Regions from separate parts of the Homo sapiens genome. Here region 1 is linked to region 2. A link is an interaction called in ENCODE POLR2A ChIA-PET data of the cell type or tissue named here. Cell type or tissue: GM12878. All regions are shown on one strand. Each heading gives the region's core, and the rest is flanking DNA. Links, peaks and the distances in the headings are about the cores only. Region 1 overlaps CNMD (chondromodulin). Region 2 has its middle 17 kb from the start of LINC00345.

What was found. ChIA-PET counts read pairs that join two places held together with the same protein. Peaks named below come from ENCODE experiments on the same cell type or tissue, not always from the same donor. Only the 100,000 strongest peaks of a DNase experiment are listed, where the experiment ranks them.
Region 1: POLR2A ChIA-PET joins it to region 2 with 16 read pairs; 2 of 35 experiments call an interaction of 5 or more read pairs at or near these places.

Annotation. Positions count from the first base shown.
Region 1 is chr13:52,722,378-52,727,758 of GRCh38, forward strand. It overlaps CNMD (chondromodulin), which reads right to left. Exons shown (of 7, transcript NM_007015.3): 4 at 1,620-1,733. Among named protein-coding and RNA genes, the nearest start is that of CNMD, 15 kb to the right of the region's middle. RefSeq lists a silencer at 1-43. In GM12878, for the core only: no CTCF peak of the experiment used is centred there; no DNase peak of the experiment used is centred there.
Region 2 is chr13:52,614,350-52,619,730 of GRCh38, forward strand. It overlaps a transcript of HNRNPA1L2 not described here. Among named protein-coding and RNA genes, the nearest start is that of LINC00345, 17 kb to the left of the region's middle. RefSeq lists enhancers at 2,491-2,610, 3,001-3,220. In GM12878, for the core only: no CTCF peak of the experiment used is centred there; a DNase peak (open chromatin) is centred at 3,072; H3K4me3 peaks cover 2,394 bases; H3K27ac peaks cover 830 bases.

The DNA of each region.
Region 1 (5,381 bases), core at 57-5,056, 110 kb after region 2:
TTTGCCTTGAGGGAGCTGATACTTGCTTTCCCTCCCTCTCAGGAATACTGGGAGGATCAAAGATGATCATAATAAAATTAACAACAATGAGCAGCAGCCATCTGTCAACCATCAAGTAGATTTGAGGGCCATGGGCACTGTATGCATACCCCCAGCTTACAGATGACAATATCCATAGGGAGTATGAGAGCTGAGATGTAAATCCACGTTTTTCTGACTTCAAAGCCCATTTTCTCTCCACTCTATCCTGCCACAACTCAAATAAAAGACAGTAATCAATGGGACCATTTTGTAAGCCCTAAACTACCATTAAAAGTAAGGTATTACTGTTAAATGTGTCTTTAGAATTCTGTATGCAATTCCTAAAGTAAATTTTAAAAAAATCAAGCTCAAAGGCAAGTTATTAATAATAAATGAAAGAAACATGTTTTAAAAACTCACAGGTTTGACACATAGAAAAGGAATTAGATATATGTTGTGTAGCTTCAATGGGCTGAACCTGAACCAATGGGAAGAAGTTGTAGGAGGAGCTATCTCAGCTTAATGTAGGGCAAAACAATTAGAACCACCCTCAGTGATGCTGGCTGGTGTTGGGGTGGGGGATGAGTGCCCTGTGGCTGCTTTCCAGCAGAGGCTGTGTGATCCGCTATTGTGGGTCCCTTTAATGAAGACCCTGTCTTGTGGAGTCCTTTGTCTTTATTGTGGAGTCTCTTTCGGGTTTTTTTATTTTTTGAGATAGAGTCTCATTCTGTTGCCCAGCCTGGAGTGCACTGGTGCAATCTCAGCTCCCTGCAGCCTCAATCTCCTGGGCTCAAGTGATCCTCCCACCTCTGCCTCCTGAGTAGCTGGGACTATAGGTACGCACTACCATGGCCAGCTAATTTTTTGTATTTTTAGTAGAGACAGGGTTTTGCCGTGTTGTCCAGGCTTGTCTGGAATTCCTGGGCTTAAATGAACTGCCCACCTCGGCCTCCCAAAGTGCTGGGATTACCAGCATGAGCCACCATGCCTGCCTCTATTGTGGAGTCTTAACCACAGATCAGATAGTTCCCTAACCTCAGGCAAATAAGGCCATATGAGCACCCAGCCCCTTTATGCACTTTAAAATGTGGCTTCCCAAAACGTTTAAATATACTATATCATGTGAGAAGAATCCCTTGACCCCAGTAGGACAAAAACAGTTTGAATTCCTTTGGCAGAGAAGAAATCGAATTTACCATCTAGTCATGAACCTATCCAGGTACTAGAAACCAAAAGTGTTGTGCCTTTAGGCTGGGCGCGGTGGCTCACTCCTATAATCCTGGCACTTTAGGAGGCCGAGGCAGGCAGGTCACTTGAGGCCAGGAGTTCAAGAAGAGCCTGGCCAACATGGTGAAACCCTGTATCTATTAAAAATACAACAAGTTAGTTGGATGTGGTGGTGTCCCTGTAGTCCCAGCTGCTCAGGAAGCTGAGACAGGAGAATCGGATGCAGTGAGCCAAAAGCGCCACTGCACTCCAGAGTGAGACTCTGTCTCAATAAAAATAAAAATAAAAACAAAAAATAAAAACCAAAAGGGTTGTGCCTTCAAACAATGTTTGCCAAGCAGTCTCACTGTCTCAGGCATGTTGGTACCCACCAGTTTGGAGGAGATGCTCTGTTTGGTCACGGCGCCCACCTCAGGAATACGAGCCTTCACTTGCGCTTTAATGTAGCACTTCTCTCCTCCAGCAAAACGAATTCCTGTGATGCCCTATGAAACAAAAGTGTATCCATCTATCTATCCATTTGTTCATTTATTCGATTTATTGAGTGTCTACTGTGTTCCAGATGCTGTTCCGGGTGCTAGGGATAGGGATGAACAAAAGAGATGGAACTGCCCTCATGGAACTTACCTTTTAGCATTGTTTACCAATAATAAAAAACAGCCGGGCGGCCTGGCGCGGTGGCTCACGCCTGTAATCCCAGCACTTTGGGAGGCCAAGGCAGGCAGATCACGAGGTCAGGAGATCAAGACCATCCTGGCTAACACGGTGAAACCCGATCTCTACTAAAAATACAAAAAAAAAAAAAAAAAAAAAAAATTAGCCAGGCGTGGTGGCGGGCGCCTGTAGTCCCAGCTACTTGGGAGGCTGAGGCAGGAGAATAGGGTGAACCGGGGAGGCGGAGCTTGCAGTGAGCCAAGATTGCGCCACTGCACTCCACAGCCTGGGCAACAGAGCAAGACTCCGTCTCAAAACAAAAACAAAAAACAAACAAAAACAGCCGGACATGGTGGCTTATGCCACCAGAACTTTGGGAGGCCGACGCGGGCAGATCACCTGAGGTCGGGAGTTTGAGACCAGCCTGGCCACCATGGTGAAACCTTGTCTCTACTAAAAATACAAAAATTAGCCGGGTGTGGTAGCGGGCTCCTGTAATCCCAGCTACTTGGGAGGCTGAGGCCGGAGAATCGCTTGAACCCGGGAGGTGGAGGTTGCAGACAGCCAAGATCGCCACTGCACTCCAGCTTGGGTGACAGAACGAGGCTGTCTCAAAAAAATAAAAACAAACAAACAAACAAGAATAGAGATAAAGTCAGGTAATAACTGTTAAGAAGAAAAATAAGACAGGAATGATGAGGTGGTAATTTAGACAGACAGCATAGTCAGGGGAGGTGACTCAATGAGGGGATGATATTTGAGCTGGGACAGAATATGTTAGTTATTCCATCTATATTCACAAGCTCAGATGAAATGCCACCTTCTCCATGCAGCCTTCTCTGAACATCTCAGCCTAAGCAGCTGTCTTTCCTCTGCTTTCCCATAAGTCCTCCTGTCTTCATTCCTCAACTGGGATGCTTACTCAGCTATACACAGCCTACTTAGTTATAAGCTTCTTGAGATCAGTATTTGAATCTTTTCTGTTTTCTTTTTTGGTGACCCCACAAAGCTATTCAAAAGATGTTGGTCAAATTAATTAATTCTGTGAATTCAGAATTTTCCTAGGTTACTGAGCCCAGAGTAAACAGTAAAACTTTCTACAGCACCTGGTTCTGAACTTTCCTTCTATACCTTACCCAAGGACTTAGATGTTTTTTTTTTGTCTCCTGAGAGATATAAACAATATCTTCTCTTGGTCTGCCTAGGGACTGCCTCAAGGGAAACATCAGCCACAAAGCTCCAGTCTTGGCTGAAAGCACAGCCCCGATTCTACCCACAGAGGACATGAGGGGTAACAGGATGCTCTGTCCCAAGAATGTTTACTCTCCTCCTGCTGCTGTTAGTTTCAGGACTAGTGAATCTAAAATAAAGGCCTACAATTTTTATGGTATAATAATGGAGATACTAGCACAAATCTGAACCTTATCAGTCCTCTGTTGAGTTGAGGCAAGTGTTGGAATGATATAGAAATGGTACCAGGGCCAGTGATAAAGAATGGGGGTAGAAAACACTTAAAATCTAGGGATCCTGGCTCAAGATTCAGCCCTTTACAATGAAGAAGAAAATTAAATGTAAGTCATGCTGGAGGGGATTAATGGATAGCTCTACCTTATGTAGTCACAGAGCCAGGAGCCCTACAGAAGCTGGTGAGTAAAGGACTGCAAAACACAGAAGAAAAGGCTCATTCTTCCTCAAGCTCTTTATTATTTGTCTTGTGGCTTAATTAATCATGTATACATATGTAACTCATTTCACCTATTTCTCCCAGCACTACTGCTCACTCAGAGAGACAGGGGCATTATCCCCACTTTACAGAAGAGGAGCTCCGAGGCTCACTGCTGAGGCTTGGCTCTTAACTGCACCTGAATTCACTGTAGAGGGTTTAAGAACACAGACGCCTGGGTCCCTTCCCAGAGATTCCCATTTGATTGGTTTGCTTTGGGGCCCAGGTATTGGGAGCCTTAAAAGCTCCCCAGGTGTTTATAATTTAAAGGGTTGATGCCAGGGTTGAAGACTACCATATGAAAGAGAAAGGTGTTCAAGGTAACAAAGCTTTTAAAGTGATGGCAATAACCTTTGGACCCAAGTTTCTTTTTATCAGTGGTTCACAAACCTTCCCTTGTATCAAAAATCCCCTGGGTCCCCAGCAAAACTTCAGAACAGTCTTCATTAACAACCACACCTTAAGCTACCAAGAAAAATCACAGACACCACCGACGCTGTTTACAGCTAAAAAAAAAAAAAACATACAGAGACTATACTACTGCATGCACCCAGAATGAAAGCTGAAGTGCCCTACCTAACCAACACCAAAAGTCCACACCTATGAAAGCAAATTTAAAAAACTGTAATAAGCAACTATTAAATCAGATGCACAGATATCAACACAAGGACACAGGAAGCATGAAAAAGCAATAAAACATGACACTCCCAGAGGAATACAATAATTCTCCAGCAACAGATCACAATCAAAAACAAATTTATGAAATCCCAGAAAAAAAATTAAATATTGATATTAAAGAAGCTCCGTGAGATACAAGAGAATACTGAAAAACATGACAAAGAAATCAGAAAGACAATTTAGGATATGAATGAGAAATTTAATAAGGAGATGTATATTATGAAAAAGAACGAAATAGAAATTATAGAACTGAAGAATTCATTGAATGAAATACAATATACACTTAAAAGATTCAACAATAGAAGCCAGGCACAGTGGCTCACACCTGTAATCCCAGCACTTTGGGAGGCCAAGGTGAGTGGATCGCCTGAGGTCAGGAGTTCGAGACCAGCCTGGCCAACTATAAACCCCATCTCTACTAAAAATACAAAAAAATAAAAAATAGCTGGCCATGGTGGTGCACGCCTGTTATCCCAGTTACTCGAGGCTGAGGCAGGAGAATCGCTTGAACTCAGGAGGTGGATGTTGCAGTGAGTTGAAATGGCACCACCGCACTTCAGCCTGGGTGACAGAGCCAGACTCCGTCTCAAATAAAAAAAAATGATTCAACAATAGACTATTTCAGGCATCTCAGAACTTGAAGAGAAGTCTTTTGAAATAACCCAGTCAGACAAAAATAAATAAAAAAGAATAAAAAAGGGCCAAGCATAGTGTCTCATGCCTGTAATCCCAACACTTTGGGAGGCTGAGGCAGAAGGACTGCTTGAGCCCAGGAGTTCGCAACCAGCCTGCACAACATGGTGAGACCCCATTTCTACAAAAAAATTTTAAAAATTAGCTAGGTGTGGTGGTGTGTGCCTGTAGTCCCAGCTACTTGGAAGGGAGAAGGATCACTGGTATATATATATATATCCACAATGGAATACTATTTGGCCATAGAAAAGAATGAAATCATGTCATTTCCAGTAACATGGATGGAACCAGAGGTCATTATGTTAAATGAAATAAGCCAGGCACAGAAAGACAAATGTCATATGTTCTCTCTCCTATGTGGGAGCTAAAAAAGTTGATCTCATGG
Region 2 (5,381 bases), core at 91-5,090:
TGCGGCACTATTCACAATAGCAAAGACTTGGAACCAACCCAAATGTCCAACAATGATAGACTGGATTAAGAAAATGTGGCACATATACACCATGGAATACTATGCACCCATAAAAAATGATGAGTTCATGTCCTTTGTAGGGACATGGATGAAATTGGAAATCATCATTCTCAGTAAACTGTCACAAGGACAAAAAACCAAACACCGCATGTTCTCACTCATAGATGGGAATTGAACAATGAGAACACATGGACACAGGAAGGGGAACATCACACTCTGGGGACTGTTGTGGGGTTGGAGGAGGGGGGAGGGATAGCATTAGGAGATATACCTAATGCTAAATGACGAGTTAATGAGTGCAGCACACCAGCATGGCACATGTATACATATGTAACTAACCTGCACATTGTGCACATGTACCCTAAAACTTAAAGTATAATAATAATAAAAATAAAATAAAATAAAATAAATAAAACAACTCTATAGGAAAAATACTAATAATTTGATCAAAAAACGAGCAAAAGATTTGAATAGGCATTTCTCAAAAGAAAACAAATAGCAAACAGACATATGAAAAGGTGCTTATCATTATCATCAGAGAAATGCAAATCAAAACTGCAATGAGATATCATTTCACCCCAGTTAAAATGGCTTATATCCAAAGCCAGGTAATAACAAATACTGGCAAGGATGTGGAGAAAAGGGAACACTTGTACACTGTTGGTGGAATGTATATTAGTACAACCACTATGGAGAACAGTTTGGAGGTTCCTCAAAAAACTAAAAATTGAGCTACTACATCATCCAACAATCCCACTCCTAGGTATATACCCAAAAGAAAGGAAATCAGAATATAGAAAAGATATCCACACTCCTATGTTTGTTGCAGCACTGTTTACAATGGCTAAGATTTGGAAGCAACCTCAGTGCCCATCAACAAAGGAATGGATAAAGAAAATGTGGTATATATACACAATGGAGTTCTATTCAGCCATGAAAAAGAATGAGATTCAGGCATTTGGAACAGCGTGGATGGAACTGGAGGTCATTATGCTAAATGAAATAAGCTAGGAAAAGAAAGACAAACGTCTCATGTTCTCACTTATTTGTGGCATCTAAAAATCAAAACTATTGAACTCCTGGTCATAGAGAGTAGAAGGATAGTTACCAGAGGCTGAGAAGGGTAGTGGGGAGTTGGAGGGGAGGTGGGGATGGTTAGTGGGTACAAAAAATATAGAAAGAATAAGACCTATTTTAATTGCGCAATAGGGTGACTGTAGTCAATAACAATTGTATATTTTTAAATAACTTAAAGAATGTAATTGAATTGTTTGTAATTCAAAGGATAAATGCTTGAGTACTCCATTCTCCATGATGTGATTAATACGCATTGCATGCCTATATCAAAACATCTCATGTATTCCATAACTATATACACCTACTATGTACCCACAAAAAATTTAAAAATAATTTAAAACAGTTTTTTAAAGAAAATACTGATGAAATGAATGGAATTAACTAATTCAAAGTTTTCTAGGATGTGGTAGCAACTCTCTGAAAATCGTCCCCCAGTGGCCACTGCTGCTGGTACTTTCAGGGAAGTGTGGTTCCTTCACTTTGAATCTGGACTGGCCCTGTGACCCATTTTGCACCAATAGAATGAAATGAAAGTGATGTCATGTGACTTTCAATGCTGTGCAGCTTTAGTCTGGTGTGAATGTTCACTCTAAGGCAAGCCAGCTGCTCTGTAAGAAGTCCAAATATAGGCCAGGCCCAGTGGCTCACGTCTGTAATCCCAGCACTTTGGGAGGCCGAGGCAGGCCGATCACGAGGTCAAGAGATCAAGATCATCCTGGCCAATGTGGTGAAACCCCATCTCTACTAAAAATACAAAAATTAGCTGGGCGTGGTGGTGCATGCCTGTAGTTCTAGCTACTCGGGAAGCTGAGGCAGGAGAATTGCTTGAACTCAGGAGGTGGAGGTTGGAGTAAGCTGAGATTGCGCCACTGTACTCCAGCCTGGAGAGAGAGAGAGACTAAAAAAAAAAAATAATAATAATAATAAAAAGAAGTCCAAATATGCTGAGATGCCATGCTGTGAGGAAGTGCAACCCAGCCAGGTACAAAAGTCATGGGGCAAGCTGGCGCAGTGTCTCACGCCTGTAATCCCACACTTTGGGAGGCTGAGGCAGGTGGATCACCTGAGGTCAGGAGTTTGAGACCAGCCTGGACAACATGGTGAAACTCCCGTCTCTACTAAAAAAATACAAAAAGTAGCCAGGTGTGGTGTCGTATGCTAATCTGGAGGCTGCTAATCTCCAGCTAATCTGGAGGCTGAGGCAGGAGGATAGCTTGAACCTGGGAGGCAGAGGTTGTAGTGAGTCAAGATCACGACACTGTGCTTCAGCCTGGGCAACAGAGTGAGACTTCATCTCAAAAAAAAAAAAAAAAAAAAAAAAAAAAAAGCACGGGGCAAAGGTGTGGAGAGAGATTCAGCTAGCCCCTGTTTCTTCCAGTTACTCCAGCTGAGGCATCAGATGTGTGGGTGAAGAAACCACCAGACGCGGTGGCTCACGCCTCTAATACCAGCACTTTGGGAGGCCGAGGCGGGCGGATCACGAGGTCAGGAGTTTGAGACCAGCCTGGCCAACATGCTGAAACCCCGTCTCTACTAAAAGTACAAAAAAGAAAAAAAAAATAGCCGGGCGTGGTGGCGCACGCCTGTAATCCTAGCTACTCAGGAGACTGAGGCAGGAGAACTGGTTGAACACGGGAGGCGGAGGTTGCAGTGAGCTAAGATCGCGCCACTGCGCTCCAGCCTGGGCGACAGAGGGAGAGTCAGTCTCAGAAAAACAACAACATAAAAACAGACTGATCATCTGTAGTTTTTGCACAACTGATCACGCCCTCCACTATCTTGTTCGGCGGTCTCGGCGGTCTGGAATCCTCCTAGGCCAGCGAACCTTACTGAACACTGGCGAGGACTCCGCCTCTAGGAATAGAATCGCGGGGTAGGTGGGGTCGTCTGGAGGTAGCTGGCTCCGCCCGGCCCGCGGGCGAGTCCGGAATACAGTTACCCACCTCAGTTGCCCACCGGAAAGCAAAGGGAGAGGAACCCGCCAGACCAGAAACGGAAGAGAGCGCGGGGGATGTGTTTGGCGTGGGGCGCACTGTTCAGTTGCTCTCCTGGATGGCTTTATGTCTCCGCGGTGTTTCCTAGAGTCTCGGCGTTTCTACCTCTTCGCACCCTTTCCTGCCACCCTTTGTCCCCTGGAAGCCCGGAGACATCAGCGGCTGCAATTTTGCTACTCGCTGCTCGGCGTGGAACTGTCAGGTACCGCAGTTCAGCACTTTTGGCTCCGCAGGTCCTCGGGCATCCCTGTGCCCCGTGCTGTACATTCAGTTATCCTCCAACTTCCTGGTGTCGATGTTATTACCTGCTGGGTTTTAGAAGCTATTGCTTTAAATCTGAGAAAAGAAAAATCCCAGAAAGATAAGATGACTTGCCCAAGGAAACATAGCGTGCGTGGAAGACAGAGCTCCAATTACAAGCCGGGTCGCTGTGCCTCATTCGTCTTGTCATCAACTCCTGTCAGTTTATCCAAGCTCCAAAAGCGAAGTTGTTTTAGCTTTTGCTTCCCAAGATTTATGTGATAGTCTCATTTCTGTTTCCTTCATTTATTCTTTAGTTCATTATTGGAAAACTTTACAGCGTGCCAGTACTGGTCATAAACCCCAAGTAAGACAGTCTTGTCATCACGGAGCGTGTAGTTCCAGCAAGTAGACAATTTAAGTGCTGTGTAGTGAAGTAATTGCTGAGATAGTGTATGGAAGCACAGAGTACACCATTCATCCAACAAGTAATTGCTGGAGGAGCAAATAGGGACACCTAACCATTGCAGGGGCGACTCAGGATATCCTTTCTGGAAGAAAAGTCTGATGAAATCTGAAGGACCACTGGTTGAAGTTAGCCAGGAAAGAAAACGTGTTGCAGCATACTTGGTTTTGCTGTTTATCCTCCGAGTACTTTATTGTTATGAAAGCCTAATTCCACTGTGTAACTTCCATGCATAACACTCAGAAGCCAGTTAAGTACAGTGCTGAAGCAGGTTAGTAGCAGTGAAGATGGGAAGGACCAGCTGAATGGAGGAGAAAAATTGCCCAGGTAGAATTAAGGGGATGTGACATCATGGGATAATGGTAGGGTGGTCAGAGATAGCAAAGATTTCAACTGGCTGCTTTGGAGGATTATGGTATCCTTAACGTTAGCAGAAGAATGCAGATCCGGGGTTGAGAAAGATTTTTACGTATGTTATAATTTTTGGAAAACAGAAAAAATCTGTTTATGTCAGGGGGCATTTTAATATAGAAGTGTGAAAAATGGAAAATCAGTCTGAAAGGGGACGTCTTAAATGTCGTTTTGAAGGTGTTGCATTTGAAGTACTGATGAGATACTGTCAGTGGAAACAAACTCAGGTGGGAGGTTAGGTTTAGAATTTTATGTTAGTGTTATGGAGTTACTTATACATAATTTTCCTGTAATGTAGATTGCTTTCTGTGGTATGAAAGCAGTCTTGAAAGGAAACATTGTAGTAAAGATTATATGTGAGATTCATTCCCCTGATTACCACCTTTCTGTTAAAGTACCTTTAATATTAACTTTATTTTCTTTTTTTGAGACGGAGTTTTGCTCTTGTTGCCCAGGCTGGAGTGCAATGGCACGATCTCGGGTCACCACAATCTCCGCCTCCCGGGTTCAAGCGATTCTCCTGCCTCAGCCTCCTGAGTAGCTGGGATTACAGGCATGCCCCAGCTAATTTTGTATTTTTAGTAGAGATGGGGTTTCTCCATGTTGGCCAGGCTCCAACTCCCGACCTCAGGTGATCGGCCCGCATTGGCCTCTCAAAGTGCTGGGATTACAGGCATGAGCCACCACGCCCGGCCAACTTTATTTATTGTTATTATTATTACTAATTATTTTTGAGATGGAGTCTCACTCTGTGGCCCAGGCTGGAGTACAGTGGCAGGATCTTGGCTCGCTGCAACCTCTGCCTCCCTGGTTCAAGCGATTCTTGTGCCTCAGCCTCCTGAATAGCTGGGACTACAAGCGTACGTTACCACGCCTGGCTCATTTTTGTATTTTTAGTAGAAACGGAGTTTCACTGTGTTGGCCAGGCTGGTCTCGAACTCCAGACCTCAGGTAATCCATCCGCCTCGGCCTCCCAAAATGCTGGGATTACAGGCGTGAGCCGCTGCACCTGACCAGTGTTAACTTTAAGTGTAGAATAATAGGCTGGGCGTGGTGGCTCACGCCTGTAATCCCAACACTTTGGGAGGCTGAGGCAGGCGGATCACAAGGTAAGGAGATCCAGACCATCCTGG